Regions from separate parts of the Homo sapiens genome. Here regions 1, 2, 4, 5, 6 and 7 are each linked to region 3. A link is a loop called in an ENCODE intact Hi-C map of the cell type or tissue named here. Cell type or tissue: PC-9. All regions are shown on one strand. Region 1 overlaps TPRG1 (tumor protein p63 regulated 1). Region 2 overlaps TPRG1 (tumor protein p63 regulated 1). Region 3 has its middle 150 kb from the start of TPRG1-AS2. Region 4 has its middle 67 kb from the start of TP63. Region 5 overlaps TPRG1 (tumor protein p63 regulated 1). Region 6 overlaps TP63 (tumor protein p63). Region 7 has its middle 120 kb from the start of TP63.

Evidence for each region. A loop is a pair of places that touch in the nucleus more often than their neighbours do. Peaks named below come from ENCODE experiments on the same cell type or tissue, not always from the same donor. Only the 100,000 strongest peaks of a DNase experiment are listed, where the experiment ranks them.
Region 1: a loop joins it to region 3, with 5 times the contacts of the local background. A loop is called at or near these places in 6 of 110 quality-filtered maps.
Region 2: a loop joins it to region 3, with 7 times the contacts of the local background. A loop is called at or near these places in 11 of 110 quality-filtered maps.
Region 4: it touches region 3 in a loop (8-fold over the local background); 5 of 110 quality-filtered maps call a loop at or near these places.
Region 5: it touches region 3 in a loop (5-fold over the local background); 6 of 110 quality-filtered maps call a loop at or near these places.
Region 6: it touches region 3 in a loop (10-fold over the local background); 4 of 110 quality-filtered maps call a loop at or near these places.
Region 7: it touches region 3 in a loop (4-fold over the local background); 3 of 110 quality-filtered maps call a loop at or near these places.

The regions. Positions count from the first base shown.
Region 1 is chr3:189,314,449-189,318,448 of GRCh38, reverse strand. The region is part of intron 5 of TPRG1 (tumor protein p63 regulated 1); the gene reads right to left. Among named protein-coding and RNA genes, the nearest start is that of TPRG1-AS2, 76 kb to the right of the region's middle. In PC-9, no CTCF peak of the experiment used is centred here; DNase peaks (open chromatin) are centred at 1,598 and 1,988; H3K4me3 peaks cover 1,192 bases; H3K27ac peaks cover 2,918 bases.
Region 2 is chr3:189,268,794-189,272,793 of GRCh38, reverse strand. The region is part of intron 4 of TPRG1 (tumor protein p63 regulated 1); the gene reads right to left. Among named protein-coding and RNA genes, the nearest start is that of TPRG1-AS2, 30 kb to the right of the region's middle. In PC-9, CTCF peaks have their summits at 2,164 and 2,366; a DNase peak (open chromatin) is centred at 2,323.
Region 3 is chr3:189,390,756-189,394,755 of GRCh38, reverse strand. No RefSeq gene overlaps it. Among named protein-coding and RNA genes, the nearest start is that of TPRG1-AS2, 150 kb to the right of the region's middle. RefSeq lists an enhancer at 1-148. In PC-9, no CTCF peak of the experiment used is centred here; DNase peaks (open chromatin) are centred at 915 and 1,655; H3K27ac peaks cover 3,507 bases.
Region 4 is chr3:189,561,973-189,565,972 of GRCh38, reverse strand. No RefSeq gene overlaps it. Among named protein-coding and RNA genes, the nearest start is that of TP63, 67 kb to the left of the region's middle. In PC-9, a CTCF peak has its summit at 2,218; a DNase peak (open chromatin) is centred at 1,902; H3K4me3 peaks cover 336 bases; H3K27ac peaks cover 2,621 bases.
Region 5 is chr3:189,322,536-189,326,535 of GRCh38, reverse strand. It overlaps TPRG1 (tumor protein p63 regulated 1), which reads right to left. Exons shown (of 6, transcript NM_198485.4): 6 at 1,232-4,000. Among named protein-coding and RNA genes, the nearest start is that of TPRG1-AS2, 84 kb to the right of the region's middle. RefSeq lists an enhancer at 1,271-2,470. In PC-9, no CTCF peak of the experiment used is centred here; a DNase peak (open chromatin) is centred at 1,665; H3K4me3 peaks cover 605 bases; H3K27ac peaks cover 3,011 bases.
Region 6 is chr3:189,840,444-189,844,443 of GRCh38, reverse strand. The region is part of intron 4 of TP63 (tumor protein p63); the gene reads right to left. Among named protein-coding and RNA genes, the nearest start is that of MIR944, 13 kb to the right of the region's middle. In PC-9, no CTCF peak of the experiment used is centred here; DNase peaks (open chromatin) are centred at 2,433 and 2,743; H3K4me3 peaks cover 1,371 bases; H3K27ac peaks cover 3,127 bases.
Region 7 is chr3:189,511,360-189,515,359 of GRCh38, reverse strand. No RefSeq gene overlaps it. Among named protein-coding and RNA genes, the nearest start is that of TP63, 120 kb to the left of the region's middle. In PC-9, no CTCF peak of the experiment used is centred here; a DNase peak (open chromatin) is centred at 1,899; H3K27ac peaks cover 1,774 bases.

The sequences.
Region 1 (4,000 bases), 76 kb after region 3:
TCTCAAAACCAAGCTTAAATCCTGTATCTTCCACAATGCCTTCCCACAAACTCAAGGGAAAAGTTGACCTTTTTTTCTCTTATGTGTTTCCTATACCTATACCTCCACTCAAATATTTCATCTGGTTTTCTATGAAGTAGAGTCACAAATGTGGCTGTCTGTACAGCTAAACCAAAGTTTCTTCACCTTGGGACTATTGCTATTTTAGGCCAGACAATCTTTTGCTATGGCAGAGAATGTCTTCTGCATGTTAGGATGTTAAGCAGCCTCCCTATCCTCCTCCCACCAGATACCAGACAGATACCTCCCTGTGTATAGAAGGAAGTCTCCTGTAATAGAGGGCACGCCCGTCCAATACCCAGTACTTGAAATCACTTGAGAAGTCACGCTGCTGGACAGACTGTATATATCATCCTTGCATATTTTTTCCTGGAATTATCCTCATAGAGACCCTGTGACTATAAATTCAAGTGTGTAGAGACAAATAAGAAGAGGCAGTAGCTCCTTTTTCCTTGCACAAGAGAGGTTTCTACCCATCGTAATTTCCATCCTCATCCTATCCCATGCCTCAACCCTCCTCTCTGAACACATGCAGATATATGCACACACATACAAGTGCACTTTAAACTTAGCTAAACTGAATTAGTCTTTATCAGAGAACATTTTATATACCTTTGTAAGTATACATTTGATATGACAACCGATAATATCTCACTGGGACACTGGGACATTGTCATATGTCCCCCATGGGAAAAATCACCCTCTCTTGAGAACCACTGAACTAAAGGAAGTATAGGATCAGGCAGAGGGGTCTTAAGTTGGAACTATGATACTCACATAGCTGTGTGACTTTGGGCAAGTTATCCAACCTCTCTGAAATTTATAGTTCCTTTGCCATAAAATAAGAATATTAATAGTATCAAACTTATCAGGTGGTTGTAAAGATTAAGTGAAATAAAGTGTTTGTATACACGCTGTGAATGGAGGGGTGCACATACATGCACTTGTGTGCTCACATATTATATAAAGGATTAGGAAAGCAGAATGAGATGAGCCTGAAATTTGGAGTTATATTGCAAAGGCCATAAAGGAAGCTTGTTGCCAGGAATCAATAAATAATAACTGCTTAATCATCACTGACATCATCCTCATCATCATTACCAAACCATGATCTCTTAAAAATCAAAGTATAATTCATCTCAACAATTCTATTGCAACAAAGTCTGGATTATCCAAAGTCTGGATTATCAGGATGCCTTTTCATAGATCAGTAAATCTTGTCCAGTTGGATTACTGAATGCTTCCTCTGGCTTCATCATAAACTTCTTTCCTTAAGAATCCTCTGTAGACTCAAAATCAAAGTGCTAGAAAGTAAAAGTTGGCACTATTTCATACTCAATGAATTTGGCATTTCATTGGAGTCAGATGGACTTCATTTCCAGTCATTTCTAGGAGCCCCTTCAAAGCCAGGGGAGGGCATGGTTACAGAGAGACAAGCAGGGTGACAAGCAGTGCATTGAAGGAGAGGCAGACAAAAGGCCAAGTCCCCGAGCTGGCTCTTGAGCATTTCAAGCACCTGAACTAAATCTATGTGACAGGAACGCTGTGTCATCTGATATGAATGCCACCAGCCACATACTTTTCCCTAAAAGCTTTTATGCACCCACCTCTGGCTCTCTCTTTTATTTCAGTCCCAAATACAGAGGGTCAGGTTTTAACAACTCCAGTTACACAGGGGCTGTGTGTTGGTTAGGATAAAGTATAGCAGCAGTGTGCGTGGTGGGGACAGGGGGGACATCGTATTATTCTTGACTTTCCACCAATTATTTACCAGCCGAGTGCCTGGTCCACAGGTTTGCTTTAGGTGCTGTCTGCCAACAGTTCATTGCCTGGAGTCTCAGTTTTCCTTATTACAACCATCACTGGCTTCCTGTTTACACTGGGTAAAGAGACCAGGTTTCATGCCTGTAGGCCCACATTCCTCAGTTGAGCTGGTTTTCTGAGCCTGCAGGCTACAGGTTTCAGCCTCCCTGTGTATGGAAGGAAGTCTCCAAGTCTCCTGTCATAGAGGGCACGCCCATCCAATACCCAGTACTTGAAATCACTTGAGAAGTCACACTGCTGGACAGACTGTATATATCATCTTTGCACATTTTTCCTGGAATTATCCTCATAGAGCCCCTGTGACTATAAATTCAAGTGCATAGAGACAAATAAGAAGAGGCAGTAGCTTCTTTTTTCTTGCACAAGAGAGGTTTCTACCCATAGCAATTTCCATCCTCATCCTATCCCATCCCCCAACCCTCCTCTCTGAACATATGCACATATGTGCACACACACACAAGTGCACTTTAAACTTAGCTAAACTGAATTAGTCTTTATCGGAGAACATTTTGTATACCTTTGTAATTCGCAGCTTTTAAGCATGTTTCCTCTAATTAAAATGTCTTTTCCCACCTTCTTTGGTGCTTAAATCACCCATACCTTGAGTTTCATATCAAATGTCATCAGACTTGTTAACTTTTGGACTTATCTGTTCCCACTTTTGGGCTCCCCCTATTTACAATCTTAGTACTTTAAATTATAATTTGTGAAAGTCTTTGCTGCCTCCTCCCCCTACGCCGTAAGTATCTGTAGGGCAAAATCAGTTTTATTCTTCTTGGTAATCCAGAATATTGCTCATCATGTAATGGTCACTGCCAGGTAAGTACTCAATGAATATTTGTTGAATTGTTGTAAAAGGCAAACAAAGGGCTAAGAGTATAAAGTTAAATTTAATTGCTAAAACATTGGTTCATTTACATGATCCCCTTGAAAAGATGGATAGAAATACAAGAAAAGAGTACAAATGGTTGGTCTGTAGATCATGATGGTTGTAGGGCACACATAATGCGTTCACTGCTATTCATCAGTTCTGGGTTCAGTACTCATCCTTCCCAGCAGTAGTCTCTGCATACTGTAGGAACCCAGCAAAGCGATGGTTAAAAAAGAAAAGGTAAGGCTATAAGTTGCAAATACAAAGTGGATGAAATAATTGAGGATAATTGAGCCAGGTTTTGAGATACAATATTATACCATATCACATCAATTAATACAAATGTACACACAGTCTCTCTCTTTCTCACCCCCCCTTACACACACACACACACACACACACACACACACACACAATTCTTTCAGGCTTATACCCATTTCCTTGAATATTAGGAAACTGGGTATAACATAGAACTATTATTATATGATTTCAGTCACTTAATCCCTCTGAATAACTGTCCTCATTTTTTTTTAAAGAGACAAAATCTTGCTCTGTCATCTAGGTTGGAATGCAATGGTATAATCACAGCTCACTGCAGACTTGCACTGCAGACTCGAACTCCTGGGCTTAAGCAGTCCTCCTGCCTTAGCCTTCCAAGTAGCTGGGATTATAGGTAACTGGAATGGGAATACTGGTACATGCCACCATGTCTCATTAATTTATTTTATTAAGTTTTTTTAAAGACATGGTCTTACTCTGTTGCCTAGGCTGGTCTTGAACTTCTGGCCTCAAGCAATCCTCCCACCTTAGCCTCCTGAGTCACTGGGACTACAGGCATAGGCCACCACCACACATGGCTCAAGTGTTCTCATTTTTAAAACAAAGACACCTATCCTTATCTTACAGGGGTTTTATTAGTTGAATTACATGAAAATAGTATTCAAATTGTAATCAATAGATATAAAGTATAACTATATAATAGTATACTAGATATTTTTATGTCTCATAATATTAAAAGCAGTGCCAAAAAGCTACTATTTTATTTTATACTTTCACATTGTTTTATATGAGTAACACAAACTATGTATGTGAACAGATTGGAAAAGTTTGGTGAAGCAGGGAGATAAGCAAGACTGTCTGGGAAAAGGCCATTTGACCACCATATCTGCCAGATGTGGAAGTGGTATAGAGTTAGTGAGATGGGAATAGTATATTTTGACATAGCATTGTATAAACTTTACAGCA
Region 2 (4,000 bases), 120 kb after region 3:
GTAGAAAAGAAAGAGAGGGAAGGAAGGAAGGAAGGAAGGAACGAAGGAAGGAAGGAAGGAAGGAAGGAAGGAAGGAAGGAGAAAGAAAGAAAGAAAGAGAAAGAAAGAAAGGAAAGAAAGGAAGGAAGAAAGAAACGAAGGAAGGAAAGAGAGAGAGAGAAAGATAAAGAAAGAAAGAAGAGAAGAGAAGAGACTTGGCAGAAGAAGTCTGTGGTTGGGAAGTCAGCTTAATCTTCTACTACTGAGCTGATTTGAAGAACGAGACTTGCCCAGATTTCCTGAGAAGCACTTTACAGACACAATAAGCAACAGTCTCGATGTATATTAGTAGGAAAAAAAAATACACACAAATTAAATCTGAAAGCTCATCAGAAACTTATAGCTCACCTGAACTATCATACTGAGGCCTCAAAAGGAAACTCATCTAGAATCACACAGCCAGTCCTGGCAGAGTTGGCACAAAATTCTGCTGATTACAAGGCCAGAATTCTTTTCATTACCCAATGCTGTGAAGCCCACTATAATATAACACTTAATTATACAGGTTCAGGAATACAAGTCAAAGCAGATCCCAAATATAATAATAGATGCTTGCATTACATATGGGAAAAGCATGCTATAACATGGTTAAACGATGACATGAATAAATTATAAAGGGATTGATTGCACTGTGTTTTTCCCATCAAGAACTAAGTTGTACTCCTATATCATGTGGGACATCTGTGCTGTAAACTATAAAACACATGATTTCATTAGAATCCAAAACAAATGGATTGGGGCATCAGCGCGTATAGGAAAGGCAGAGTGCACAAACACCACATTAGGCTTTTCGATATACCCACTCTTTTAGACTGACCAGATACCAAGCAAAGTAGTTGCTTTTTATCTCTATTTTTACAGATGAGATCGGACTTAGAGCTACGGAGAAGTTAACATGTCATCATACCACAAGTACACAAGTAAATGAGAATCGGGATTCAAATCCACACTTGTTTGGTTCCCAAGCACATGCTTTTCCCCAAAAGATCAGGATACCTCAGTCGTCCATGTCTCTGTAAATGTGTTTAACTTTACATAAGTCACTTTCCCTCTTTGGGTCTTAGAAACTCTCTAAGGTCTTTTCTAGTTCTAGAAGTTCCTCTGATGCAAATATTCAAGACTTGAGAAGAAGTTCTTGTGTAAATTCTATCCAAAAATAAACAATGTAAAACTTACGCATGCACAATACCCAAAATATCTAGATTACTTTCTTTTCTATTTTCTGCTATGGCACATTTATCAAGATTTGTCTGAATGTTGGCACCCACTGAGGGCCTTCAGTAAAGAAACAACATATTCACAGTTCCTTTATGTGCATGTGGGCAAGCTTAAGTTAGACATATACTATATGCAAGACTCTGCAAACAGCTGCAGATGAGACAGGCATCATCATAAACACAGGCAGGAGTCAACTAGTGCTGACAGACAAAGGCCATCATGTGAATAGAGGCCATCTCAACTCTGCACTCAGGTGGGCTGTTTCTCTACCTTTGAGCCAACTGATTTTATAAGATTGCCCATGTATTCGTCTAAAGCAACCCATCCCTTCAAGGCACTGTGTTACAGTAGAAAACGCCCTACCTCACCTAGGAATAAAGAAACCCAGCTCTACCGTCATTTCCCAAGGACTTTAGTAAAGTGACTTCACATTCTAGTGGGCCTCAGTTTCTTCCTTTTTAAAATCAAAAGTCAACCACTCTCCTGCCTTCACTATGAAAGTGTGTGTGTGTTTGTGTGTGTACCCAATCAAATAATGAGCAAGCAAAGCCCTTGCAGATTCCAGGATGCTAACGTATCATGAGCATAAAAATAGAAATGAGATTTAGATTTTTGCTGCTGGCTTTATTATTATTATTATCATTATTTTGAGTAGTCTCATGGTAGGAAAAAACATGTTTCAATGTCATACGGATCTGTGTTTCATCTCAGGTAAAGCACTGGCTAGCTTTGTGGCCTTCAGGATGTTTGTTAATCTTTCTCTGCTTCAGTTTCCTCAGCTGCAAATGGACATAATGGCACCCGATAGTGATGATATTTGAAGTCACAATGACATATTTAAAGAGCCGAATACAGTGTCTCATCCACAGTGGCTATTTAATGCATTGTAGTGGCTACTGTATTAACCACTTTTTTCACATGGCCAGTGACAAACAGTGGGAAAGAAAGGATCTCCCTGCCTGCCAACCCTAGCCCTACCAGCCATTCCAGCTGCATGCCTCACTGGCGTGGGGACCTGGGCTCCACATTCAGTGCTGACTGAGCCTGGGAACACTGCAGCCTCCAGCACTGCCATTCTGAGGTTCCACAGTCTACCACTGGAGCACTTCTGCTGCCACCCAGCAACTGCCCAAGGGAACTGCATGGATTTCAGACAAGTAGAATGTATTTGAAATCTCAGAAGCAATTTGAAAGCCTTTTCCTCATCCACAACAATTTACAAAGGCATGAGGAGTTCAATGCCGGGATGAGATCTAATTCAAAATTCCTGACACGGATATCCAGGCATGTTCCCTCCAATATGGTATAATTTCTGTAAAACCACCTGGACCTTTTTTTTTTTTCTCTCTTCAGCATGTTATTATTATTTTTCTTAAAAGTAGCCAGAAAGCAATTTTAAATTATCAAATTTTATTTCTGAAGATCGGACTTTGAACAACATAGCTAGTTTGTGCTCTCGTTACTCTACAGACAAAAAAGAAGAAGAAGAAGAAGAAGAAGAAGAAGAAGAAGAAGAAGATCCAGAGAAGAGAAAAGATAGCCAACGTCAGGGAGCCTGTTTATGAAAAGTCAAAACTCTATATCTACTCAACCAATGCTCCATTTCCTCCATGTTTCCACAGAGCATGTTCCTTTTTCCTGGTGACATAAAAAGAACAAAACCAAAAAATGCTAGAATTTGTAAATTTAGGTCAATGAAAAAACTCCTTAGCTGTTTACCCATCTTTAAGTCTTACTCTCAGCTTTGCCATGGAATTCTTGACCACAGTCCCCTAAGACCACTGTAAAATGAGGGAGATTAAAGCAAACGCTGAAAAATCCCTTGTAGCTCCAAAAGCTTGTATTTCTTCTCACCTACTTTTATTTCTTGAATTATATTTATAGCATCTTGGAAGGCTCTAAACACATCATAATTAACAGGGTTTTTTTTTCTGCAATGAATCAGAAGAAACAAATCCTCTGCCAAGTATCCCCAGCACACATGCCATTCCTCCAGATGAGTTCTCAGGAAATACACCCTGCACAGCTCCGGGACTCAATACAATTTCTTGAACATGCCTCTTCTCACTTGTATTTAAACTGGCGCACCTAAGTAAGGTCTCCCCTCTATGAAGTGATCCACATCAGCAAATATTATTACAACTCCTAATGCAAAAGGATTCAAAAAGTGAAAAACGAAAACAAAATAATATATGGCTGGTGATTAAAAGAAGATTTAGAAAATCATGGAGACAGAGAGTCACAGTTTACGACCTTGAGACCACACATTGTTATGGAAAATGTATGTTTAGGATGGATTTTTACTGGAGTACCCAAAACATTGAACTTTCACCAAGAAAGTTAGTGATAGTCTTTTCTGCTTATGTTTTGCCTTGTGCCTTTTTTTTCTGTGTGCTTTAGCTCTTGTTTTGTTCTTTTTTAAAAAGAAAAAAAGAAAAAAAAAAACCTCAGGATGTTAACTCTTGTATTTCTAAAGACAGATGATGCCCAAAGAGTTAGAAATTTAATTGTTGAGTCTTAATATCCCATTTTCTGGAGGAAAATGTATGAAATAAGAGGGTTCTCGTCATAGAGAAAATACACATGCTAAATTGACAAGGCTTGAAAAGCCAACATTCAATGTTCACAAGTAGCGAGAACAAAGAGCACCCTAAAGCCTGAAAGATCCAAAGTCTCTAGCTTCCTAGATTCTGTACTCGGTGCTTCAGGTTCCAGAAAAGATTCAGCTCTTTTTTGGAGAACT
Region 3 (4,000 bases):
CCACACATAATGAGTTATTTTAGAAGTTTCAAGTTGAATGAGCATAAAAGCCCCTGCGGAAACAGAAATATCTCCACCCAAAACGGTCTCTCTTCTTGCTACACTCTGGGATCTTGCTCTGTTGCTGAAAATGAGCTAAACACAAATGTGACAGTGTACTGTTGGCATTATTCACGTACAGTACAGAACATTATTAAAATGTGATCTTTGCCCTTCCTTCTTTCTCTACATTTGTTCATACCCCAACCTATCTTCTGCTTCATCCACAATTTCAACCAAGCTCCAGAATTCAGCTGTATAGGCTTTGTTTGACTTGAAGGCACTGTTTTTCAGAAAGCTTCTTATACCTGGGCCACACTTTACCTGTGAGGAGTCTCAGCACAGATTGCTGGGTTACTGGGAAGGCCCAGGACTGAAGATCAAGGGATCTGAACTACCATTTTTCCATCTCCCCTCATCTCAAATTTTTATTTCTTAAATTGGAAACAGTCATTACTCAGCTGCTACATCATAGTAAAAACTAAATAGAATTATATTTTAAGATATATTTTGTAAGCTTAAAATGCTATACAAATGTGAGAGATTAAAATTGTCATCCAAGCTTTCTTAGCCAGTTTATATACTTTGTCTTAATTATATTAAAGTTAACTTCACTGTCTTCATTTGTATTATGGGGATAAAAATATTGCATTACCAGAGTGGTTAAAAGAACAAAATGAGTGTTGCACAAGTCTTGGATGTATTAAATGTTAAATAAAAGGTGGTACTCTCGGTAGAAGTACTGGTATTATCAATATTATTCTTATCGATCCATTGCAAAGCAATTGGTGTTTGATCCTAGCCTGTCTACAGGACACAAACGCCCTGGTTGCTGAAGACTCTGCAGAATAGATTGCGCAAAGGATATGATGCAATTGCACAATGTATGTGTAGTAGTACATTGCTCATTTAAATAATAAGTGCAGCCCAGGTCATGGCCTTTGCTTTGTACTAGTACAGCATTACCCTCTGCTAATACGTAAAGCTTTATGAGGCAGCAAGGCTAATCTTTCTTAGGCTCTTAGCCTCAATGAAATGAGGGCTCAGACAGTATCCTGTGTGCATTTTAAGCCATCACTGTCAGTGAACTTAAGCTGTTACTTCTGCCCCTTCCCCTGAAGATGGGGTTGCTACAGGCAAGTAAGTATCATTACCATTTCAGGTATGAGAAATGCTTAGCCTGCCTTTGATTTTAGATCCTAGAACCTGAGAACTGAACAAAACTCTAGAGGTCATTTGGCTCAACCCATTAACTGTCCAGAAGATGAAAGTAGGCCCAGAGAAAAAGTGACTTGCCAAAGGTTAAACAGCTTTTATCAATGCAGAAACCAGGCAAGATTTCCTGACTCCCATCTAGGGCTTGCTTGCTACTTTATTCTTCACTAGTTTAATTTGGTCTCCATTGGCCAAGACCACCTCATTGCTGGCTTTCTGAGGCCAAGCACCTGGGTGGTTTCTTATCTGAGTATTGGACTGCAGCCAGGCATGTGAATGGACAGGGATGGCTGACTCAGACTTTGGAACACTTCATGCCTAAGGGGTAAGGTACAGCCTTAAAGAAGGGTGTGGGCTCTGGGCGCTTCCCCATACCTCCAAAGTTGTGTCAGCATGACTGGCTGAGTAAGGGGGAAGGAGCATGGTCTCATCCTGCAGGGCTCCAGCTAATAGATTCTGGGACGTAGAGCAACTTTGATTACTTAGCCAACTTGGGATATGTTTAACACAGGTAAACAGAGCAGTGAACTAGCAGGGAGACAGTGCAGAAAGAGTGAAAAAGCTTTCTTATTATTCATGCATTTATTCATTTTTGCAAGAGGTATTTATTACACAAATATTCCAGTCTACACAACCAAGTAATATGACCCATATTCTCAAAAATTTTATGGTGAAACATGAGAGATGGCAACTAAAGAGCCAGGCTTTGGCCAGGCGTGGTGGCTCACACCTGTAATCCTAGCACTTTGGAAGGCTGAGGCGAGTGGATCACCTGAGGTCAGGAGTTCAAGACCAGCCTGGCCAACATGGTGAAACCCCGTCTCTACCCAAAATACAAAAATTAGCCAGGTGTGGCGGCGGGCGCCTGTAATCCCAGCTTTACGGGAGGCTGAGGCAGGAGAATTGCTTGAATTCAGGAGACAGAGGTTGCAGTGAGCCGAGATTGCGCCATTGCACTCCAGCCTGGGTGACAGAGGGAGACTCTGTCTCAAAAAATAATAATAAATAAATAAATAAGCCAGATTTTATGCAGTGAGATATGTGCCGTAACAGTGGTGAACACGAGGCATTGTAGAAACTCCAAAGAAGGCTGTATTGGGTGTGTTTGTATTGTGCATGTGTGTGGTGTTCAGGAAGGCTTTCCTGGAGGTGATGTCTGAGCTGAATCTTTAAAGATGCAGAAGGGATATAATGTCAGAGGTGTGAGAAAGCATGGTTGTTCTGGAAAATGGGTAATTCAATATGGCCAGAGAATGGAATCAAAAGTAAGGATTATTACAAGACGCTTGGCATGTCACTTTTAACTGGTAAAAATGGTCCACTTCACCTTGCTACTGAGCAAACAGAAACTTAGGGGGATTAAGCCATTCTCCCAAGACTACCAGAGATATCAAGCACCAAACCAGGATTAGCTCAGATCTTCATTTTTCAAATGCCTTTTATACTATAAACTCCGAAGAAAATATTTAAAATTATCTCCAAGGCTTCCTCAACTTAGAGAAGAAGGAGTAGTTTGGAACTGAAGTCCCATTTTCTTATGGAAACCATGGCATATATGTTGGTTCAGGATCCAAGTTTGTCCTGCACAAAGCAACTCAGCCCATAATGTACCTATAATACTTTACAAAAATAATTACAGTAACTGGCTGTCAAATATAACCAAGTTTGTATAAGAAAATGTGCTTCAATTTGGAATGCTTGAAAAATCTCACCCTCCCGAAGTGGGAGATAGACACTTGCAGATCCTGATTGACAGGGCCCAGGAAACCAGGGAGGATGAATATCCATGAAGAACATGACCATGGGATCCTGGGGACCTGAAAATTGTGGGGCCGAACATCTTTTCTAGGACAAATTCCCCAGGGACACCTTGCAGCCTGCAGTCTTTTGTCTTCTTATCATTTCTTTTCTTCAGAAAACCCTTCCATGATGCCACCCAAGATGTGGGACTATGTTTTTCTCCTCTCTGATGTCCCATAGATCCTTCCTGCCTGCCTGACACAAGCACCAAAAACTTTGGAAGTTCCATTAAAGACTAGAAACTATGAAAAGTTAAGGAATAAAAAGATATCTGGCCAGGTGTGGTGGCTCACGCCTGTAATCCCAACACTTTGGGAGGCAGATCACCTAAGGTCAGGAGTTTGAGACCAGCCTGGTCAACATGGTGAAACCCCATCTCTACTAAAAATACAAAAATTAGCTGGGCGTGGTGGTGGCGCCTGTAGTCCCAGTTACTCTCCTGAGTCTGAGGCAGGAGAATTGCTTGAACCCAGGAGGCGGAAAATGAAAAACAGAGTGAGGGAAAGTTGGCGTGCAGGTGCTTTTCTGTGTCTGAGTCCCTGAGGCCTCCTGTAACCACACTCCTGGGTGCTCAGGAGTAGAAAAGGGGATAGTGGAGAGAAAAACATAATTAAAAAACACATGGCAGTCCCTGCTATTACTGTCCTTTCACCAACGTTATCTTCCTGCTCTAACAATAACAACAAATATATATCTTCTGCTTTAGCAATTCCCCCAAAATGTTTAGCCACTTAAACATTTTAAAATACAATCATTAAATGTGAATCATGGATTACTTCAGTGTAAATACTGGAAGGAATCTCAGAGGTGATTAGTGAAACCTTTTTATTTTACACATAAGGTAACTGAGGTACACAGAGAGATCTGAGATTTTTTCGGGTTCACAAAGGGAGCGAGAGGCACGTGCAGAACCAGAATCTCTCACTTGCCTGACCCCAGACAGAGA
Region 4 (4,000 bases), 170 kb before region 3:
TTCACTGGAATCTAAGATCTGACTATAGTCACCATATTACTTATTATTTTATGTTCAACAGGCTATCTATAAAGTCTGGGGACATACATGATATTACCTTATCAGTTTTATATATTGGCGACATTCTTGACATGCATATATTATTAGGCATATATGCTTATGTTTCCAGACTTTATGGACAAGCCATATTTTTTCATGCAAATTCTCTTGTGGACTGTATATCACTAGAGTTCAGGGCTTTGTCTAACTTATTTTTCTATTCTCAGCATCTAGCACCGCTCTTGGCATATTTTTGAAGTCCAGTATAGGTTGCTAACTTTGAAAAAAAATTATAAAATTATAAATTTAGAATAGGAAACTTTATTTTTTAATAAAAAGGTTACATCCTTCAAAGTGGTCATCCTGCAGGCTGAGAAGCACAGGCCCTTCAAACGAGATTGGGTAGGAGCTTTATGCTGAGTGCATTGGCTAAACATACATATTCAACAGGTTACGAGAGGAGGTGAATATTCATGAAGGTGGTCCGGACGCATGTGTATTGAACAAACATGCATGTTACATATGACCCACGTTCATATATAGAACAAAGAAAGAAAGAGAAAGAAAGAAGGAAGGAAGGAAGGAAGGAAGAAAGGAAGGAGGGAGGGAGGGAGGGAGAGAAAGAAGAAAGAGAGAAAGACAGAAAAAGAAAGAAAGAAAGAAAAGAGAAAGAAAGAGAAAGAAAGAAAGAAAGAAGAAAGTTCACCTTGGAGTAGGGACAATATTTAAATGTATTATAATTAGTCCCTATCCATCTAAAGGTCTTTTCAGGACACAAGGAATTCCAGTCAGTGCACAGCCTCTGTAAACCAACCAGAGCCAGTCCATGGTCAGTGGTCTTCTTATCAGAAGAAAGTTACTGAAATCAGTCACTTGTCCAATCAAAGCTATAATTATGGCAGGTAAAACAGTGAGGTCAGTGAGTGTATGGTGGTGAGCTGAAAATTGTCTTAATATTGCTTCTTTCAAGACCAGTGCTTGTTTAGATGCTAAAGAAAAGCCTTGTGGCATGGTTAGAACACAGTTTATTCTTTAGTGCAGGCATGTGACTTAACTCTTGCATGGCATGGCCTTAGGTCCTGTTTATAATTTGATAGTCTATTGTCATAAAGAGTCTGTTCTGTCAGTCTTGTGGTCTCTATTTTAACATTAATGCTGGTCAGTTATGTCTAAACTGCAAAAAGGAGAGGGGTTAACAGAGTATGTTTGACCTCCTGTCCCATCATGGGTCATGGCTGGAAACTCAGTTTTTAGGTTTTTCTGGAATCCCTTGGCCAAGAGGGGGCCTGTTCAGATGGTGGGGGCTTAGGATTTTATTTTTTGTTTACAAGGTCATCAAAATGAAATGTAAGTTGATTGCTTTTAATGATGCCTTTGTCAATAGATTCAACTGAAGAAATGATGGGGATACTGAACACAGATCCTACCAAGGGTCACTTCACATTTAAGTGCGGAAGTAGCCTTCCCATAGTCTTAGGCAGCAAACTCCAGGCTCTTAACTCCAGAAGCAACCTCGGTGTTAGGTCTTTTTTGTGGCAGATGGATAGAGGTCTCTTCAGGATAGTTGTAAAGGGTAGGCTACAGAGATGCTTGAAATATGAGACATTGCCCTGTAGTCAAAATTCCAACATTGAAGTTAGAAGCCTAAGGCCTTTTACCCAGAGATGCCAAAAAAAGGATATAATCCCAGAAGGTCAGGCTGTCCCAATCCTTGTATATGGATATACGTGAGAGGGTGTAGTCTCCCTCGCTGTCATTCACAACCATTCACTTGGACAGGAAAAGCCTCTGTGAACATGTTAAAATAAAACTTCCCCCAGGCTAACCAATTGCAGCAGAAATGCCTGTGGGTAACCAAACCCACAGTCACATAACTAGTAAAATGATTCAGTAAAATTAGTCAGTCTCTCTTTCCATTTCCACACCGAGGCAGAAGAGAACAGCCACCTGTGGGCTGTTAAGTCAGCACAGCATTTGTGTAGCCAGAAAAAAATGCAAACACAGGGAATTCTCCTCCTTCCAGGAGTGCCCTTGTAGGTTGTACTTATCCTGCTGAGCTACGTCCAATTGCATCTCTAGGCAGGACAGCTGCAATTCCCAAGAATCTGAGTACTAACAAGTCCTTGAATCACCTGATTATGAAACTCATAAAGTGCTGAGATAGTGTAGGGATGGGTTTTTAAATTCTATTGTACGAGTAACGTATGCTCAATGTAGAACAATTAAATACAAATAAGAAAAGAATCGAAGAAGAAAATAAAACCACCTGAAACAAAAGCTCAATTAACATTTTGGTGTATATCCTTTAAGATCTTATGCATTATGTGTATATGTATGTATGTAACATATACACAAATAATTGTATATATAAAATCATATTTATATCAAGTGTGAGATCATGTTATACATAGTTTTACATCTGCTGTTTTCATTCCACAATTATATATCATTAAAGTCATTCCATGACAGTTAATAATATTTCATTAAATAATTGTTACAGTTGCTTAGGATTCTGTATCTGTGTAAATAACTGATTCATTCTTATTAGACATGTAAGTTATTTTTAAAAATTTATTATAAACAAAGCTGTGATAAATATTTTTTTAGCTACATCTTTCCACATGTATTTAAATATTACCTTTAAATGAATTATTAAAGTAGAACTGTGAGGTCAAGAGACAAGAAGGGTCCTGCCAAAAAGTCCTCCAGAAAGTGGGTGCAAGTTCACTCCTATCGAATTATTTGAGAGTCCCTGTATTTCCCCACAATACATTCTCCCAGATAATCATTTAAAAATCTTTAAATTTAAAAGTGAATGTATCTTATTTTAATTTTAATTGTTTTGATTACTGGTGAGGTTATTATTGTATTTTTTTTTGCCATTTGAATTTCCTTGTGAAATTTCTGTTCATGACTTTGGCCTGTTTATTCTTCATGGTATTATTGTTTTCTTACAGAAGTGTAAAAATTATACTTTAAAGCCAACAATCCTTTGAAATAGTTATTGAACATGTTTTCCTATTAATCTTTAGTTTTTAAACTTCGTTAATGATGTTTTCCGTACTATAGAAGCACCGCTTTTTAACGTGGCAAATCTATCAATTTTATTCACATAGTTTCTGCCTTTGGTATTTTAACTTAGGTAACAGAGTTCCTGCTGCAACTGAAAAACTAAAGCTAGAAAAACCACCATTTTCAAAGTCAGGTATTGCCTTATTTGAAGAGACTCTCCTAGGTAGTGACTAGCTATGGAAATGCGACTAAAATATTCTTCACTGTTTACAGTTCAGGGCCAAGCAAGTCCTATTACAGGGAAGTAAACTGGTAAGTGCAACCAAGTGACAGGAAGTTGCCAAGACAAAAATACTCAAGAAGAAAATCTCTGCATAGCATCTGGGCTTATAAACTGTGAAAGCAGCCTAATAGTATACTTCTAAATGTTTAGCTGCTGGCTTTTTTGTGAAAAATGGATGCATATTTTTATGTATATAAGCTTATTATAAATTTTATTGACATAATGTTTACATAGCACAAAATTATAAATAATAACAGAATATACAATAGAATTCTGTTATCAGTTTTTGTTAAACTCTTGTATAGCCAACCTGTGGTTGCAACTGATGGGTGAATATAACTCCAGTATGAATATTGATTGGTATTGTTTAGTGAGTAAGACAAAAGTGAAACAACAAAAATATTCCTCAGAACTTTGGTTTGTCAATTACCCAAGCCACTTAGGCATTGAATCAAATAATAGTTTTCAAATACTGAAATAATAGTTTCTCAATTTTTGGTGCTATTCACAATACAATGACCAGAGACACAATGCAGTTTTAATCTGCATTATAAACACTTTCTCCATCACTTCCTCGTCAACAAAGCAATAAATTAAGCCTCTATTTGTACTATTAGCTCATTTCTGCGGTGTAAATATTCCCACAATGGCTGATTTCAAGATGCC
Region 5 (4,000 bases), 68 kb after region 3:
CTGCTTTGGCTCTGCTGTCCATCACGATAATTATGCCCACCTTGTCCTCTAGACTGAAGACAGAAAAAAACTCATTTAAAAACACTGGTGGTTGCCAGATGCTAGAGAAGAGTAAATTTAACAGTGACTTAGGCAAAATTATATGGTAAAGTGTTAAACAAATAATTTAGAAAATAAATTTAAAAGTTAGAAAAGAAAACAGTAATTACTCAGAACTAACACAATTTCAGTAAAAGTAATCTATGCTAAAGTGGTCTCATTTGTGCTTTCAATGAATTTACCCAATCAGGAAAGGAGTTATATATTATATTATAGTATGAAGTTATTCATACATTTCATGTGAACAAACAGTGTGATAGAAGAAACCTGGATTTTATTAATAACAGTATAGTGGCAAATAAAGAACAACTCCATTCTAATTTGCACTGATTAATCTATATATGAACTGCCAAGACAAGTGTTGAATATAATATTTTAAAAGAAGTGTTTACCAAACAGAATAGTCTACAAAGAAGAGACAAGCTCGATAAGGACTCTGGATAATGCATCATATTTAAAAATGATTGTGCTCACTGGAGTTTTGTCTCTAAATACAAAAATAAAACTACTGTCACTACCTTTTAGGAGAGCACCTGCCTTTATAGAAAGTGTGAATATGTGAACTAGGAAATTAATTTATTTGGGATACCTTCAAAGGAATATCTAGCATCAAATCTATACATTTCCAAGGAGAGAGGTTTGGGTGCAATGTCCAGAAAAACCTTCTACTTGTTGCTGTTGCTCAGTAGTGGAATTAACTGCTTTAGAAAGCAAGGAGTTCTGGGCTCTTGGAATGTTCACACAGAAGCTGATTTTCCATCTGCTGTGCATGCTCTGGTTGAGGGCATTCCTGCAACCTCAACCAAAGGAGGCTAAACTACATGACCTTTAAGATCCTTTCTAATCTCAGATTCCGTGAAGAGTGCTCAGACAATATTAAAAAAGGAAAAGGAATTTCTGAGATGCATGGGGTAAGCATTATGGGCAGGACACGACAGACAAGTTGGTGGTTCAGAACACTTGATCTCAACGCATCCACAATATATCATGATCTGTCATATCTACCTTAAAAACGTAGGAGTTAATTAAACTGGGCTTGCAAATTCCATTTGGCTTCACTGAAAAGGGGACTGAGATATTTACTAAGAGCTTTTTAAAATCGAATATAAAATAGCACACGAGATACAAGGTCTAGGTTGAGAAGCAGTCTCATGACTTTATTCCTTATATTTCACATTGGCAGCAGGCCTGCAATGAAATATGGCTCATTTTTTTTGGTCTTGGGCTTTGAGGCTAAAGAGAGGGTTTAGCAGAGGATATCATAATTCCTTTTTGTGGATACAGAAGAACCCTAAGCAGTTGCCAAAATCAGGTAGAATAAGACAAGTATTGGTCCACTCTCAGTAACTCCAAGGCCTCAGAGTTTTTCCTTAGCTTCTGGGGAACTGGTATCTACAAGGAAATCAAGAGGCCTAGTCCCCTAACTGCTTTCGGAGCACGTTGTGGGAGGTGCAGACCAAAGGTGAGTTTACACATCAGTGACTAAAGTTTCCTGCCACTAAGCATAAGAAGTCACTCATGAGCAGCGTCCCTAAACCACAGCTACAGGATGTGGGCACAAGCCCTTGTATAATTGTTGGCCAAGAGCCAATGAGCATTCATCCCTGTGCAAATACCTTGGCTTTTTTATGTTGTTGTTAACCTTTGAAAACCACAGGCATTAGTCTCTCTCTTTCTTCCCCTTGGCACAAGTCATCTTCTTTTCTCCAACTTGGTCTCTTGTGTGTAAAGAATTTCTGAGGAGCTTTTAAGCCTAAATTTAATACCTTTGCCCTCCCCCTCTCCTGCCCCACAAAATGCCAGCAGAGGTGAAGCTGCCTTACAAAATATCTGCTGGCTCTGCCAGCTTCCGCAGCTTTGTTTGGGCTTTTTTTATCAGATAGGAAATCGGAGAGCTCTATAAGTGTCCTTAGCCTTTAAGAAAATGATGGCAATTTCTGGAAATTCTTCCCAAACGACTGTGCCCTATTGTTTTCTCATTTCAAAATTATCTCAACAACTACGATACATCAATTCAGATGGCATGTCTTTCCCATGGAATACAGATATTATATTGGAAAGAGCAGTGGGCTAGGGATAGAAATTGGAAAATGTAGTCTAATCTCAGTATTTCCAAAAGTTCACCATCTTCTTTTTGAGAAATGTCTTTCTAGTTTCTAGGCCTTTGCTTCATTTTCTGTGAAATAAAAGCACTGAATTGACATGGTTTTTCTGCCTTCTTATCCCCAGAACTCTACAAACTGGCTTCCTAAGAAGGTTTAAACAAAGGCTGAATAAAAAATGGACCTCAAGGCAAATGATTCAGAAGTGCCAACTTATAAGTGAGCTTCTCTTTTCTGCCTTAGATGACCTTAAGATGACCAAAGGTCAGGCCTCCAAACAGGCCCAATTGACCACCGAGGAGTGAGTCCTGGTGATTGTTTAAAAGTCCTCCTGTTGTGTTAAAACATCTATCTGCTTTGAACTTTCTCACCCTCAGAACTGCCTACGATGTATCAGAAGATAGTGAGGCATTTGTCAGTGGAGCTGTTCAAGCAGTTTCTGAAATAAAGCTTATCAGAGATTTTTCAAGTGGAAATTCCTGAATGAGATAAAGACCGAATAATGAAGACCTCCAACCATGACATTTTGGTTATGAAATGCTTTGTACTCTACTTAATGTATCTTGCGTCTACTCCTATTATCAATCAAACTCATCATGCCATTTGCTAAACTGTAGTGGTAAGTTCAAATGATAGTCTGATAAAAACTCCAAGTGTACACATAGGTCCCCTGGGTTGTGGCTCCCTGTTGAGCTTAAGGACAAAGATCCCAAGTAAGAACACCAAGTGTAAAATGAGAAAACCATAATCAGTAGGTCGATGGTAATGAAGAAACAATTTCTGGAGGAAATGTAGTTCCCTTGGATGTTTTCCCACCTTCTGCTGCAAAAGTCACATCACTCTCTAGGCAAATACTCAAAACTTTCTGTTTAATAAAAGAATTTAACCTCATTTCATTGAATCCTCACAAGATCTTTATGAAATAAGCAAAAGTAATATAATTGTCTCCATTTCGCAGAAGAGGAAATTAAACCTTAGGAAAGGTAAGGAAATTTTTCAGGGTCTCCCATGATTGATCCAACTCTTTCCTAAGAAAAAAATGGGTCTAATTAACTAAGTACTAGCAACAATTATTTGGAAAATGATAGGGTCACCGGCCTTAAAAGATTATGTCAATCATTTCTCCAAACGGTATCATACAGCAATTCCTCTCACAATATCGACTTTATCTAGTCTTTCCTTGAACATACCAAGTGATGGTGGGCTCACTGTTTAAAGAAGCAACCCATTCCATCATTGAAAATTTATAACTATAAGAAGTTCTTTCTTATCTTGAACTGCTATCCAAATTCCTAAATCTTCTCACCCTCTGGTCATAATACCGCTTTCTAGATCCCATTTATCAATTAAGGGGATAGCCTATATATGACAGTTTTTACAAAATGTGAAGGGAATTCATAAAGACCCTCTTGTCGTCTCTGAGTTCACTCTTTATGCAAAACAGCTTTGATTCCATTAAATGCTTATCCCATTGTTACAGACTGGCTCTCAGAACTAAGAAACATCTCCCTCCTGTCATCCTTTCTGAACTGTTTCCATTGATGATGGTGCACTGTGTCCTTTAGAAGGTCATTTGGGAACAGTCTGGCTTAGGTTACAAAGGGGGCAAATGTGCAGAGAGAAGTCGATTGTCAGGCTGATCCTTAAATGGTAACTCAAAAGAATGTGCTGGACATTTCAGAGGCTTCTGCCAATAAATGCCACTATCTTGAGGCAAATGGGGATTTTCGGGCAGCAGTATTATAATAATTTGCCAATTATGCCTGCTTCAGAACCAGTGCCAAAACAATCCAACGACT
Region 6 (4,000 bases), 450 kb before region 3:
TGTGGTGTCACATGTCTGTAATCCCACCTACTTGGGAGGCTGAGAAAGGAGAATCGCTTGAATCCAGAAGGCGGAGGTTGCAGTGAGCTGAGGTCGTGCCAAAAATTAGCTGGGCGTGGTGGCGCGTGCCTGTAATCCCACCTACTTGGGAGGCTGAGAAAGGAGAACCACTTGAACCCAGGAGGTGGAGGTTGCAGTGAGCTGAGATCATGCCATTGCACTCCAGCCTGGGAGACAAGGCGAGACTCTGTCTCAAAGAAAAAAAAAAAAGAAAAAGGAAAAGTGTTCATTTCAATGGCTTTTAATATATCCATCCTAATAAACATCAGGTCAATGTGTTCTGATAGTCAGTGTCCCGAACTACCAAAAATAAAAAGTAGGGGGGGTGAATGGGTACAGGTGGTCTGGGGTTGGGGTGGGGGCATTCTCTTGAGAAGTCAGCTTTAAGTGGTTAGATTGAAAACACTAATATCTTTCAAGAGGCAACTGATCATCCTTCCTTTGACTAGGACCCCAGTTTTGTCATTCTATTTCTAAACTACATGTGTATAATGGGGCAGTAAATATTGCCCAGTGAATCATGGAAACAAAGCCAAGAGGCATTGAGTTTGGCTTCTAGTCCTCTACCTGCCCACTGACTTACTGCATCATCTTGGGCAAATTATTTCTCCTCTGGGGCTCCAACTTTGGCCCCGGATTTTTTGATTCACAAATGAGGCATTCCATTTTAAGACTGTATCCACATCAAAGGAAGGGGAATTCTGCAAAGTGAGCTTGCAAACAAGTCCAAGGCCACCATATCCTTTTGGATCTATCACAATGATCAGGCAGACGCAGATCCCAACATTGGCCCCACAGTCGTCTTGGCAAGGTATTTACTTCTCCCTGCCTCCCTTCCTGCCACAGCCGTCTAGCTGCCAGACATGTACGAATTGTGCTCTTGATCATTTTTTTAAAAAAATCCTTCCTCCAAGCACTTTTCCTGATGGCTCCAGCCAAAGGGCCGCCTGTTGCCACCTGTCAGTTGCGGGGATTAATTACCTGAGCCAAGGAGGCTGGGAGCGGCACATTCTTCCCGGGCCGCGCCCACAAATGTTGACATCAAGCAGGTGGGCTGTCTGCTACTCACTTACCGTGAGGACCAGCCAGGAGCCCACTGGGCCTGGCAGGTGGTGGGAGTGGGGCGACACTTAGACCGTGCCACAAAGCAGCAAAACCTCTGCAGGGAGTAATGTGTCCTGGGTCTTCTTGGGGAGGCCATAGCCAGCTTTGTGGCTAGCCCTGGGCACTGGCCCCAGAGGCAGCTGTGTCCTCCCTGCTGAAGGGCAGCATGTTGGCACCCACCTTGGGAAGGGGCGGGGGTGGAGCTCGCCAGCCTTGTTCTAGTTGCCTGAGGGTATGGATTTGGAAACCCAGTCTAAAAAGATTTGACAGACTTGATCGGTAATTTTGCAACTTTATCTCCCCAGGAGGGTAAAATGACCTTTCATTTAGTGTCTCCTGCCAGGGCCACCTCTGTCAACCCCACCTGACCAGTAATATCATTCACAGTTACCTTCACAGAGCAGACACTGGGAGGCATTTGTCAGAGTGACTGTCATACAGCAGGTACTCGTGTTAAGGTCGGCTTACTCTTACATGTTTCCTAAAGTCACGACCATCATGAGAAAAAGGCCAGGGTGAGATGACACTGATACGTTAGAGGTGTAGAAACAGGAGCTCAAAAGTTGAAAGCAGCACTCCAGTGAATGGTGGAACTGAGAACTGAACTGCAGTTAGTTTTCCCTCTTCTCAGTGCTGATTAAAGGCCTGCAAACCACCTTCCTGACTACTGGACATCTATGTGCTCCCCTGCCCCTCAATAAAACAAACCTGGACATTCCTCAGCAATACAGGAAGACACAATTATCTGTAGAGTCAAAATTCTTCTAGTAGAAACCCTGGATGGGCAGAGAACTCTTACCCCTCACCCCTACTGGACATACCTAGTTTAACTCCCCGATAAATGAGAGACCCAGAGAAAATATCACACCAGAAGTTAGCAATGAGACATAATTAGAACTTGTGGCTTCTAATTTCCAGCCCTGTAATCTTTTCACTGTAAAACATTCCTGTACCTCTTCTCTTTAAGATGTTATTGGTGGGGGACAGGGTTGGTGGGCAGATCGGAGAGCTTTATGGACACAGACGTGACATACACGCGCTCTCTCTCTCTCTCTCTCCAGACAGAAGACAATACGTTGCAACCCCCTTCCACTGCAGTAGCAGCATGTCTGTCTCAGCACACTGCTCTGCAAGTCAGCTATCATTTTCCCTTAAGGTAGAGAAAACATTATCCTCCCCCTAAGGGTGGCTTGCTACTCCCAACTGCCTGCAAAACCGCGGGCTACTACACTATCATTTCTTTCCCCTCTGGGCCCAAACTGGTTTTCCCTGTTCCTTCCTCAGCTCTTACTTTGTTGTATCAAGAAGTCACGCTTCTACAAAAACGATAGCCCTACCTAGAGCTCAGCGTCCTGCCTGAGATATGTTTTACCCCCTGGTCCAAGACAAAGCCTCACGCAGTGGCACCCAAAGTCGTAGGAGTCCTTCCCTGGTAGCTGACCTCCTTCAACACCTGGACGCTAGAGGTGAAAGTTATTGTCTATGCTTCCACACATACTCTTTGATTGTCTTTTAAAATGACTCACAGTATAGAATTCTTAAATCTCTGGTCTCTACTGAAGGTTGCATCATTCCTAACAGAAACACGTTCAGAAACCATTCATTCTGGGAGGCACTCACAGCTCAATTTCTATGAAATGACTCAGGTATCCTTGGCGATATAATACCACACATATTGGTTCTCTTTCCTGGTAGATTTGTGGCTTGTTTTGGAGTTTCATTTGTACATCTGCTCTAAAAGTGAGTCCTCTGTTCCAGTAATGGTAATTTGTATCTGCGGGATATTCTTTTTACCGGAAGACTAGGTAGGCCAGTCTGATAAGAAGAAATGGGAGACTATGTATCGACAGTATGGAGAGTAATGGCATCTACTGATTTCCATAAATGACACCATCACTCACCCATCTGTATAGTCCTTAACAGTTTATAGAGCATTTTCATACAGCTATTAATTTAATCCTCAGCTAACTCTATAAGAAAGTCACCTGTATTCCCTTTCTGTCAAGGAAGAATCAGAATCAGAGACTTAAGTAAACTACTTTGCTCACGATAACACAAAGTTAGAATTCTCCAATCTAGGTTTTAACTTTAAATTCAGGGCCCTTACTGTACATAAGGCACATACTATATGTACATTGCAGGATGTCTTCCTGTGCCTTTGTGGTGTCCTTGCCGTGTTCAAATCATTATACTGCATGCTAGGATGGGAAAAGGTGGGGACAAAGTATCCACCCTCTATTTACAAAAGATCTATATATACATATATATAAACTTATGTATATAAATATTGCTGACCTACAACAGTATATAGCATTAAGACACACATATAATGGAGCATGAATTCCAAAGCGCTCTCTAGCTTCAAAGCCCAAGAAGGTTATTGGGAAACCTTGAATAGTTGTTTTTTTTTTTTTTTTTTTTTGGAGACTGAGTCTTGCTCTGTCGCCCAGGCTGGAGTGCAGTGGCATGATCTCGGCTCACTGCAACCTCTGCCTCCCGGGTTCAAGCAATTCTCTGCCTCAGGCTCCCGAGTAGCTGGGATTACAGGTGCCTGCCACTACACCCGGCTAATTTTTGTATTTTTAGTAGACACGGGTTTCACCATCTTAGCCAGGCTGGTCTTGAACTTCTGACCTCGTGATCCACCCACCTCAGCCTCCCAAAGTGCTGGAATTATAGGCGTGAGCCACCGCACCCAGCCACCGTGAACAATTTTTTAACATTTCACACAAAGAATATGTTCCAAGTCCTTACTGTGTATTCTCACCCTCTCCCATCTCTCTCTCTGTCTCTCTCATAAACACACACACACACGTACACAATCTATTTTTAAAAC
Region 7 (4,000 bases), 120 kb before region 3:
CATGAGTTCGAGACCAGCCTGGCCAACATGGTGAAACCCCGTCTCTACTAAAAATACAAATATTAGCCAGGTGTGGTGGTGCATGCCTGTAGTCCCAGCTACTCAGGAGTCTGAGGCAGGAGAATCTCTTGAGCCCAGGAGGCAGAGGTTGCAGTGAGCCGAGATCATGCCATTGCACTCCTGCTTGGGCAACAGAGCAAGACTCCATCTCAAAAAAAAAAAAAAGATAAATTACATCTTTTCAGATAATTTTAAAGATATGTTAGTTCATCTTCATGCTTTGTGAAGAAAGTCAGTATTAGTATTCTCTATTTTAGTGGCACAAAAGTTGAGGTACAGGCTACAAAACTATAGGAATCAATATGTGAAACAGTGTAGTGTAATCTCTCTCTTCCCCAAAATAGAAGGCACTTATATTTTCATTTTGCAACTCACATTTTGAAAACACAGTCAACAAAAGCAAAGAAATCCGCAGACGTGGAACTCAGGGCTATCCCGTTTATTTAATGAACTTGGCAAGAGAGTACCTATTTGTGCCTTGCAGCCTGCAGGTCAAATGTAAGCATAATATTAGCTACTGGTTTCCACTTCAGTCGCTGGTACACACCTTTTGAGTGACTTCACCCATCACAGGACATTTGCATTATTGGCTCACAGCTGACTACCATAAAAGATGGTGCACTCCTTGAGGACACGAATTGAGTTTTACCAATTCTGAATCACCAGTGTTTAGCACTTATCACATCTATGTATCATCAGAACATAGATCCTGTGTGTGCCTGCCCAAATCTCATATTGAATTGTAATCCCCAATGATGGAGTTAGGGCCTAGTGGGAGGTGAGTGGACCATGGAGGTGAATTTCTCATGAATGGTTTAGCACCATTCCCCTTGGTACTGTCCTTGTGATAGCGATTGAGTTCTCATAAGATCTAGTAATATAAAAGTGTGTAGTACCTCCCTGCTTGCTCTCTCTTGCTCCTGCTCTGGCCACGCAACATGCCTACTCTACTCTCCCTTCCCCTTCCACCATGACTGGAAGCTTCCTAAGTCTTCCCCCAGAAGTAGATGGTGCTATGCTTCCTGTTCAGCCTTCAGAACCATCAGCCAATTAAACACTCCCCCCTTTTTTTTAAATAAATTACCCAGCCTCAGGTATTTCTTTAGAGAGATGAGAGAATGGCCTAATACAATATTGTTCTTCCTTATCTTTGCTATTACGTTAACATGAAATAATAATAAACTTTTATTTTGCCCTCAGATGCTGATCTTAAATAAATTTGCGAAGCAGAGGGACTTTAAATGAGTTGCATGGCCTCATAGTTCTTTCCTATCTTTAAACTTCTTGGTTTAACAAATAATTGAATGGAATCAATCTCCTTTTGACTGACAGTTTTGACAGCTGCTGTTCTCAAGATGTCAATGTATAATCTGTTATTCTACTTACCAAAATTTAAAACTGAACAGAGACATATGTACTGTCAGTCTCATTCCTATGATCCCCAGTTCCTCCCTTCTGCCCTGTTTTATCCCTTTCCTCCCTCATGTCAGTGAAGCGCCTTTAAATTCTGAGCAATTCCGAAGCTCCTGTGCGCCAAGCTAGAAGTAGGATTAGAGCTCATCTTCCCTGAGTATTATTACAGCGCTTTCACAGTGAAGTCTCCAGCTTTGCAAACTAACGGGGCATCATAAATGTAAAGCTGTTCAAATAATAACGAACCTTCTCTTTATGCTTAGCCAAGGGAAGGGAATATTAAAGTGAATAAGAGTAATAATAAAAAGCAAGTTGGCAGCATGGGTATAATTAAACTGAATAGCTCACACACACAAAATAAAGCTCTGAACATTGACTTCCTCTGGGACACACCCCAGTACACCCAGACCTCGCCTCAGAAAGGTATGCACAGCTTGTCATCCTGATGTAAAACAAACACCTACACTCACCCTCTCATCTACAATAGAAAGACAAATTTGGCTCTTGAGTGAAAAACTCTTCCAGCCCTTGGGAGCAAAAAACACCTATATTTTTTTTATCCTCACTATTCAGGATACCAAAAATGAAATTCCTCGAATTGATAGGACCACTGGCTCTGATGAAAGGGACCCGATGCAAGGGTATGCTATTTGCATTCGGTGTTATAAGTGCACTTTTGTCTGTGCCAGAAAGAATAACCAGCAGCATGGTAGGAACATTTTGACCCTAAAAGCTACTCTGCAGATCACCTGGTGCCCTTTCCTTCCAGAGCATTCATTAGAATGTGTAAGCTCTGAGAGAGCAAAGTCACCACAGGTGATGTTGCTATCATCTGCACTTTCTCCCCTGAGCCATTTTAAACCCCATGAAGAACCAGTCACTTAGACTAGGTTACACCCACCTTACTTTCTCAAGAGCTCTGGGCCTAAATCACCCTGGGATGAAGATTAGGAAGTATTTCCTCATTGCTCTTGATAAATTGAGCTTGTGAGAGCATGGTCTCCAGATTATTTGTAATTTGGAGACTTTGTGCTTTTATTTACCCCATTTCCTCCAAAGAGACTATTCACAGAGAGGCCTCTTCTAAGATGCCCTTACTTTTTAGGAAAACAAAATATTCACCAAAAAAGAATTATGTGTATGAAGTGTAAGATGCTTTAACCTCAAGAGCTTCTCTTGTTCTTTTTTTCCCCTTCTTGTGCCTTTTTTTTTTTGAGACAGTTTCACTCTTGTCTCCCAGGCTGGAGTGCAGTGGCATGATCAGGGCTCACTGCAACCTCTGCTTCCCAGGTTCAAGCAATTCTCCTGCCTTAGCCTCCCAAAGTGCTGGAATTACAGGCATAAGCCACTGTGCCCAGCTTCCCCTTTTTGTACTCTTGAGACTCACATATCCTCTATCTAGAGAACCAAAGAGGAAAGCCTGCACACTTCCATGGACATGAGTAATTACATCAGTGCTCCAATTGCATTGTTCCATAGCTGTTCTCAACCTGGAAAAAATACCTCTGCAGTGGAGCATGGCTTAATATAGAGTTTTCTCTCCAATCATTCAGTAAAATCATAGTCAACTGACTGGTTCTCAAAGCTGCCAGTTTCATTGAAAAGAAAGGTTTTCAGAAAAAAGCAGAACTGTAAAGGTCTTCTACTCTATTGCCCCCATTTGACAGTTGGTGGAGTTGACAAGCCTAGAGATGTTTATCTGAGATCACTAAGAGAGCTCAAGTCACACTTCTGGACTTTCGTTATAAGCTTTCTCTTTTTCTCTTGTGAGATACTTGGTAGTCACAATTTTCACACTATTTATCATGGAATTCTGAAAATATTAAGCCTAAGATAAAACAAAATTAATTGCTCATATTCTAGAAGCTTCCTTAACAACTAAGTGATTTTGAGAATTTGCATGCCTTCTTCAGGTCTATGTTTCCCTGCTAATAGGTGTGTTGGAGTAGTGATACCAAACGTGTCTTCAAGCTCCAATGATCTTTGGTGTTCTACTCAACAACTGATGCTTATCAAAACGAGTGTTGCTTCTATGAGTATGGATAACCAAGAGTTAAACAAGTGAATTCTGTACACAGGATTAATGTACATGTATTATGCACATAAAACAATCCTGAAGAGCATATTGGAGCTATTGTGTTAACATTTAGCTAATTTTATATTATAATAATTTCATTTTATAAAGCAAGAGAAATAGAACTCCTGAGAATATTTGAGTCCTAGGTTTTCACCAAGCTAGAGTATGGGCAAGTCACTTAACTTCCCTGAGCCTCAGACATTTCATCTGTGAAATGAGAGCAGATGGTAGGGTAGGGAAGGGTAGGCCAAGTACATAGATTTTTTTTTTTTTTTTTTGAGACAGGGTTTCACTCTTGTTGCCCAGGCTGCAGTGCAATGGTATGGTCTCATCTCACTGCAACCCCCGCCTCCTGGGTTCAGGTGATTCTCCTGCCTCAGCCTCCTGAGTAGCTGGGATGACAGGCGTCCGCCACCACACCTGGCTAATTTTTGTATTTATAGTAGAGAC